3 separate regions of the Homo sapiens genome follow, and all the other regions are linked to region 2. Evidence: chromatin loops called from intact Hi-C (ENCODE). Cell type or tissue: GM12878. All regions are shown on one strand.

Evidence for each region. Peaks named below come from ENCODE experiments on the same cell type or tissue, not always from the same donor. Only the 100,000 strongest peaks of a DNase experiment are listed, where the experiment ranks them.
Region 1: it touches region 2 in a loop (11-fold over the local background); 2 of 110 quality-filtered maps call a loop at or near these places.
Region 3: it touches region 2 in a loop (2.1-fold over the local background); 4 of 110 quality-filtered maps call a loop at or near these places.

Annotation. Positions count from the first base shown.
Region 1 is chr2:224,665,618-224,668,117 of GRCh38, forward strand. No RefSeq gene overlaps it. Among named protein-coding and RNA genes, the nearest start is that of CCDC195, 49 kb to the right of the region's middle. In GM12878, no CTCF peak of the experiment used is centred here; a DNase peak (open chromatin) is centred at 1,544; H3K4me3 peaks cover 339 bases; H3K27ac peaks cover 1,050 bases.
Region 2 is chr2:224,518,758-224,521,257 of GRCh38, forward strand. All of the region lies in intron 3 of CUL3 (cullin 3), which reads right to left. Among named protein-coding and RNA genes, the nearest start is that of CUL3, 65 kb to the right of the region's middle. In GM12878, no CTCF peak of the experiment used is centred here; a DNase peak (open chromatin) is centred at 1,494; H3K4me3 peaks cover 764 bases; H3K27ac peaks cover 2,152 bases.
Region 3 is chr2:224,637,335-224,639,834 of GRCh38, forward strand. The region is part of intron 2 of LOC105373909 (a long non-coding RNA gene); the gene reads left to right. Among named protein-coding and RNA genes, the nearest start is that of CUL3, 53 kb to the left of the region's middle. In GM12878, no CTCF peak of the experiment used is centred here; a DNase peak (open chromatin) is centred at 1,207; H3K27ac peaks cover 375 bases.

The DNA.
Region 1 (2,500 bases), 150 kb after region 2:
AGGACCAGATTCAATTCTTTTTGAAACATCATGGGTCATGTGCCCCACCCTGAATCAGTCAATGTGGCCAGGGAAATGGGATGCACCTATTGGCTAATTTGAATCACATGCTTCTCTTTAGAGACAGGAGGTTTGTGGGTATGAGGTCGACTCATCTAATCCTGTAACCTAAGTGTTGGGAAAGGGTTAGTTCCTTGAAAGACCAGGCACTGACTTCTAGAGGGTGGCTGGATGTTGGCCAGGCCAAAACAGTAGTTATCTCCTACAAGACTGCAAAATCTAATGGGCTTTAGAGTCTGCCTTTAAAAGTGGGGACAATAAAATGTGCCTTACCTTACTTCACAGGATCAAATTCAATCCCTCAAATGAATTCTAAAAATTATAAAGGATTTTACAAAGGCAAGGTAATGTTATGTTACCTTTCACAGGTGATTTAACTAAAGGAATATGTAGAAAGACATTACTAGGGGCAGGCACGATGGCTCACGCTTGTAATCCCAACACTTTGGGAGACTGAGGCGGGCGGATCACGAGGTCAGGAGATGGAGACCATGCTGGTTAACATGGTGAAACTCCGTCTCTACTAAAAATACAAAAAGTAGCCGGGCGTAGTGGCAGGTGCCTTTAATCCCAGCTACTCAGGAGGCTGAGGTAGGAGAGTCACTGAAACCCAGGAGGTGGAGGTTGCAGTGACCCGAGATCGTGCCACTGCACTCTAGCCTAGGTGACAGATTGAGACTTCGTCTCAAAAAAAAAAAAAGAAAAAAAGGAAGACATTGCTGAAGTGTAAAGCATACCCAGTTTTCTTTATCTTACCATATATTGACCGCAATGTAATTTTGAAGGAGTTTGGAGAATATTTCTTCGAGTTTTACAAAAGGTCAGACTCTGATCATATGCTGATGACCCTAACTAGAAATTTCTACAACTTTATAGAAAACTTGCATGCATTACATATGCATGCATAGTTAGATGCATATATAGTTCCTTAACTGCATTAGTCAGAGTTCTCCGGAGAAAGAGCACCAGTAATATACATATGGATATATATATATACATTTTTATTTATTTATTTTTTTTGTGAGACAGAGTCTCGCTCTGTCACCTAGGCATTGGTTCATGAGAAATTGGTTCATGCAATTATGGAGCCTGAGAAGTCCCACAATCTGCCATCTGTAAATTGGAGACCCAGGAAAGCCAGTGGTACAATTCAGTCAGAAGGACGGAAAACAGGAGAAATAATTATGTAAATCACGTTCTGAGGGCCAAGAAGCTGAAATGAGGTGTCCGAGCTCAGCAGAGCAGGGCAAATTTCTCCTTTCTCCACTTTTTCTTTTATTTAGGCTCTCAATTGATCAGATGATGCCCATATACATGGGAAGAGCAGTCTACTTCAATGAGTCCACTGATTCAAATGCTAATTGCATCTGGAAATACCCTCCCAGATACACTCAAAAACAATGTCTAATCTGGGCACCCCATGGCCAGTCAAGTTGATACATAAAATTAACCATAACACCTGTCTTTGTCATATTTGGGTGATCAGCCAGCCAAGAAATGACATATTTTGAGAGCTTTCAGAGTTGCAGAGTCACTAGAGGGTTAATGGTAATGCAAATACCTTAGCTTTCACATCCTGTCTTTGATAAGAGTTTACGTTTTCAGCAAATAATCTGTGAAGTGGCTAATTTGCTGGGGGATAATGAGAATAGATAGTTACTCTGAAAATTGCTCTTACGCAATTCTACTTACTTTTTAATGGTGTCTCTTTTCTTTGTAAGAAGTGCCATATTTTGGGACAACATGGGGAATTTAATCATTAAGTTAAACAATAAACCCTTTAAACTACCTTAATTTCTTTTTTTTTTTTTAGATGGACTCACTCTGTCACCCAGGCTGTAGTGCAGTGGCACAATATTGGCTCACTGCAGCCTCCGCCTCCCGGGTTCAAGCAATTCTTGTGCCTCAGCCTTCTGAGTAGTTGGGATTACAGGCATAAGCCACCATGCGTGGCTAATTTTTGTATTTTTAGTAGAGATGGGGTCTCGCCAGGCTGGTCTGGAACTCTTGACCTCAGGTAATTCACCCACCTTCGCCTCCCAAAGTGCTGGGATTATAGGCATGAGCCACTGCACCCGGCAAACTACCTTAACTTCTAAGAGAGTCAACAATTCTATTAGTTGAATTATACGTAAGTAAATAAAACCTTGAAACAATGGAAAAACCCTTATACAAAAGGCAAACAATTAGAAAAGACTCAGTACCCTGGGGCCTAAGTAATATAATTAAAAGCAGGATTTTAAAAAATAAGTTTCTTTCTAAAAGCAGAGAAAGCACCAAGGTGATTGCTTTGTTTCCCACAGCTTTCAGACCCTGAGTGCATTGGTAAGGTTTTCCTAATTGCTATATTTCTTATATTTTGTAAAATAAAGAAAACACAGATCATTTATCTTTCTAGTATACAAGAACCATTTTGAAAGGGCCATTTCTCTTGTTTAAA
Region 2 (2,500 bases):
ATAATATACATGCAGGATCAAATAAATGTACACTTCACTACTTCTTCCCCTTCTATTTGCTATCGGTCTCCCATGGCTTGGATTTCCCCTGTCCCAACTTTAAGCATAGTGATGGTATCGCTACTAAAGGAGGTAAATCTATTACCTTATGGCCTACAATGTCTGCTATCTTAAGCCCTCTGGCAAAAAGGCAGAAAGACATCAGTCAGAACTGATGAATTCTTCAGGAATGCTGTGTATAGAGGAAAATGATGCTTCAGTAAAGGAAGCCAAGGCATGTGATCAGAATACATAGTTTGGAGCACCCCAATCCAAAAATCTGACATCTAAAATTCTCCAAACTCTGAAACTCTGAGCATCAACATGATGCCACAAGTAAATTCCACAACTGACCTCATGCATCGGGTTGCAGCCAAAACTTTATTTCATGTACAAATTACTTAAAATATTGTACAAAATTACCTTTGGGCTATGTATATAAGGTGTATATAAAACATAAATGAATTTTATGTTTAGCACATGGGTTCCATCCCCACAATCTCTCATTATGTATATGCAAATATTCCAAAATCCCCCCAAAATGCAAAATCTGAAAACACTTATGGTCACAAGCATTTCGGGTAAGAGACAAAATCAACCTGAAGCTGGAAGGTGTAGGCAGAACACAGAATGTTTAAAGCCATGGGTTACTGTGGTGTAAGAGCTAAGCCTTTGTCTTTCAACTTGAGACTGTCAAGATGTGTGATGATAATTAAATGACATATAATATTAAGAAAAACTTGATAACCCTAAAATTTCATTATAGATAAAAAAGAGCTAATAAATGGAGAAGAAACACAGAAACTTAAGTGTGGCTCTATAAAACTATTAATAGTAATACTAAATAATCATTTATATTAAATGTCTGACATGTATGATTAATTACCATCAAGTACAATTAAGGGTACAGATGCATAACCCTTGAGTATTTGTGTGCATATGTTAAACAGAAATGCACACATATATTCACAGTAAACTTGTGATATGCACATGATATGATTCTAATATCATTTAAATTCTTGTGAGGTTTTAATTTTTATGTGTCTATTTTTTAAGATTTTTTAAAAGTCCCAGCTCCGGTTACCTCTAACTAGCAAACTCAAAGTATGAACAAGATTTTAAAAATCATTCCAAAAGAGAAAAAAAAAAAATTAAAGACTGATTTTAAAATGTCTTAATCCCAGGCTTTGACCAAAATGTAGTGACCAAAATGTAGTATGAGTTTGACATTAGTCACTTATCTACTAAAGAGACCTTAGCAGAGATAGAAAGTTGGTGGCTTTTTCTACTTGCCTTTTTAAAGCCAAAAACAGGCATTTTAAATATAAAATGTTCTGAAAAACATGTTCGAAAGCCTAATGTGAGTCAAGCATTATGTTTACATAAAGGGATGTGAGTTTCATCACCACAGAGATAAACCACATTTTAAATCTCTATTTACAGTTCTCTCTCAAGGGTTGCTATTCCTTGGCCAAGCAGGCCTGCAATGAGCAAAAACTTTCACAAGCTAGGTGGACCTGTGGTGAGAGACAGGAGCCAATGGTGGGGACCCACCTCATGCCCCCCTTTTCACAGCTGGTTCTGCATCTGACTTCATCCATACAGTAAGCTTGATAAACCAACTTCATTTGTAACATAAGCACTTCATTTGTAACATAACATCTATCTCACAATGCTATTCCACTCATTTCCACTTCTAGTCCTGAAAATAAATAGCTTTTAAGACCAACTTCCCTGCCAACAACTATAAAGGCTGGATAAAAAAATACAAAAGCACCACCAGTTTTAAAACATCAACTAGGACAGGCAGGTCTCCAGGAGTTGGACTGGAGAGAGATGGAGTCTTTCTAAGCCACAAGAAAAGGAAAGCTCAACCAGGTGACCTCCATGGAAAACTCCTGCAAATGCTTACTCAAGACCTAGGGCTCTTTGCATGCCCAGAAGACACGAGGACACCAACAAACAAAATGCTTGGCCCTACAAGACCACAGATATTACTACTTCCACCATCTTGGCAAAGATGTGCCTCTTCCTCTTCACCCTACCAACATATCTAAATAGTTAAATGATGTATAAGAAATCAAATTCAGCACATAAAAGTATGCTCAAAGGTGTCAAGACACACAATGCAAAAATACAGTTCCTATTGAAGCTAAACCTATGCAAAGTCAAGGGGTGTCTCTTAAAGTGCGCTAAATAGTTTCATTACTCAGGGAGTGGCATTACAAACAAATCAAATAAAAAGTTAAAATAAAAACAAATGTGAAAATTAAGTCCAAAAAACAACTTAACTCTTACTACTTAATTTACCTGCAAGAAAAAGTTTAGTAAATATTTTTAATAGTCATTATGTTACAGAAAAGCAAGCTAGGATAAATGGGTTCTAGGCAAAATCAATGGTGCACCCAAGGAAAGAAACAACTTAAAAATTGTTATTTTATCATTCCTATCTAATGTTTCA
Region 3 (2,500 bases), 120 kb after region 2:
TTAATAAATGAGTACCTGGAAAAGTGCCAAGTCTGATTTGCCCTGTAGTTAAAAAAAAAAAAAAAGTTCAAATAATCCCTGGTTTCCTTGAAATTCAAAAAGAAGGCATTTTGGCCAGGTGCGGTGGCTCACCCCTGTAATCCCAGCACTTTGGGAGGCCGAGGCAGGCGTATCATGAGATCAGGAGATTCAGACCATCCTGGCTAACATGGTGAAACCCCGTCTCTACTCAAAATACAAAAAATTAGCTGGGCGTGGTGGTGGGCGCCTGTAGTCCCAGCTACTGGGGTGGCTGAGGCAGGAGAATGGCGTGAACCCGAGAGGTGGAGCTTGCAGTGAGCCGAGATCGCGCCACTGCACTCCAGCCTGGGCGACAGAGCGAGACTCTGTCTTAAATAAATAAATAATTAATTAATTAAAAAAAAGGAAGGCATTTTAAAGAACATCCTATCTGGAAGGTGAAGGGGAAGATCCAATAATATAATCAGGACTCAAATTACATAGGATTTTATAATAGACCAGATGTCAACCATTTAAATAACATTTAGCAGTAAATACACATAAGTGCTACATTTTTTTAATGAACAATTTGGATCCTGAATCAAATGAGCTTCTGAATTTCACACAATGGAATGTTCCAGATTTTCAGCTTGCATTAATCGATTTAGAATTATTTTGCTTGGAGATGGGGGGATGGACTCGTGGGCTGGTGGTTTGCAGGCATTTCTTCCAGATTTTAAGATTATATTGGGATTTAGCACTACAGGGCTCAATAGAAACTCAACAGAAAGCAACTGGCACCAGTTAGGAACTACTTCCTGCTGATTGCAAGTTTTTCTCCCTACTTTCTTCACAATTTACCCAGGACAATATAAATGTTACAAATTATCAGCATTGATTGGATTACTGTGAGTAGGAGGAAACAGGATATTAATAAATGTTTTGTAGCAGCCTTTCAGACCTGAATGTGCCCAGCCTCTTGCTGCTGTTTTTTAGGGTTGTAGTCTCTTTCTTTGCATTGGCGATATCCTGTCCCTGTCAAACGCTTTACAACGTAAACACTTCAACAAGTGGGTGTCTTTGGGAGGAGCCCTTAGTCTTTCATAGCAATAAACTTCAGCACTTCCTCATTTTGGCTGCCTCCTCATTCTGATTCTAAAGAAAACAAACAAGCCTGGCCTCCGCCTCAGCTACTGTGCACCTGCAAGAGGTGAACGGTGATGGTACCAGTCTAGGCCCTGATGGTCTAACCAGGGGTCCAGATTGGCAACTAACAATGTTTGGTTGAGCCCACACGATGTGTGTTTTTTCTTTTTACAGTATTTGGATTTGAATGACTTCAGCTGAGACATGCTTTTTCTGGGCATTGTTAAGTCTCACTATCTCTTATTTGACTAATGTGTTTCCATTACGTGCCCAGCTCCTGTAGGCGTTGACCTTGCCTCCCCAGACTAAACCACAGAAGCAAGTCCATAGACATTGAGGCTGCGCTTATTTAGGTTAAGTAGGGAAAAGTACAGAGTTAAGCAGATACCTTTTTTTACCGTCCTAGAATAAACATAGCCATCAGTATTTTCAATTGTTGCTTCCAGAACTGTGATGAAACTCGGAAGGACCTTCAAAGCTTGGTTACCATTACACCTATGTATATAAAAGTGTGATTTTGGATTGACTTGGAACTCAAAGAAGTTTCCTGGGCCAGGCCGGACACTGTGGCTCACACCTGTAATCCCAGCACTTTGGGAGGCTGAGGTGGGGGGATCACAAGGTAAGGAGATCGAGACTATCCTGGCCAACATGATGAAACCCTGTCTCTACTAAAAATACAAAAATTAGCTGGGCGTGGTGGTAGGCACCTGAAGTCTCAGCTACTCAGGAGGCTGAGGCAGGAGAATCACTTGAACCCTGGAGGGGGAGGTTGCAGTGAGCTGAGATTGTGCGACTGCACTCCAGCCTGGCGAGAGAGCGAGACAACATCTCAAAAAAAAAAAAAAGTTTCCTGGGACTACCTTAAAAACTTAGTTCATCTCAATTGTTTCTACTGTTAATACAATATCTGGTTTTGGAGGAAGAGAAGTGTTTTCTGTATGTACATAAAGCACTATATCACTAAGTGAGAAACACCTTCTTCCCCCCATCTCAATCTTTTTTTTTTTTTTAAGTCAGGATCTCACTCTGTCACCCAGACTGGAGTTCAGTGGTGAGATCATGGATCACCGCAACCTCCACCTCCCAGGCTGGAGCGATTCTCCTGCCTCAGCCTCCAGAGTAGCCGGGGTTACAAGCACGCGCCACTACTGCCCAGCTAATTTTTGTATTTTGTTTGTTTGTTTGTTTGAGACAGAGTCTTGCTCTGTCACCCAGGCTGGAGTGCAGTGGCATGATCTCATCTCACTGCAAGCTCTGCCTCCCGGGTTCATGCCATTCTCCTGCCTCAGCCTCCCGAGTAGCTGGGACTACAGGCAGCCGCCACCACACCCAGCTAATTTTTTTGTATTTT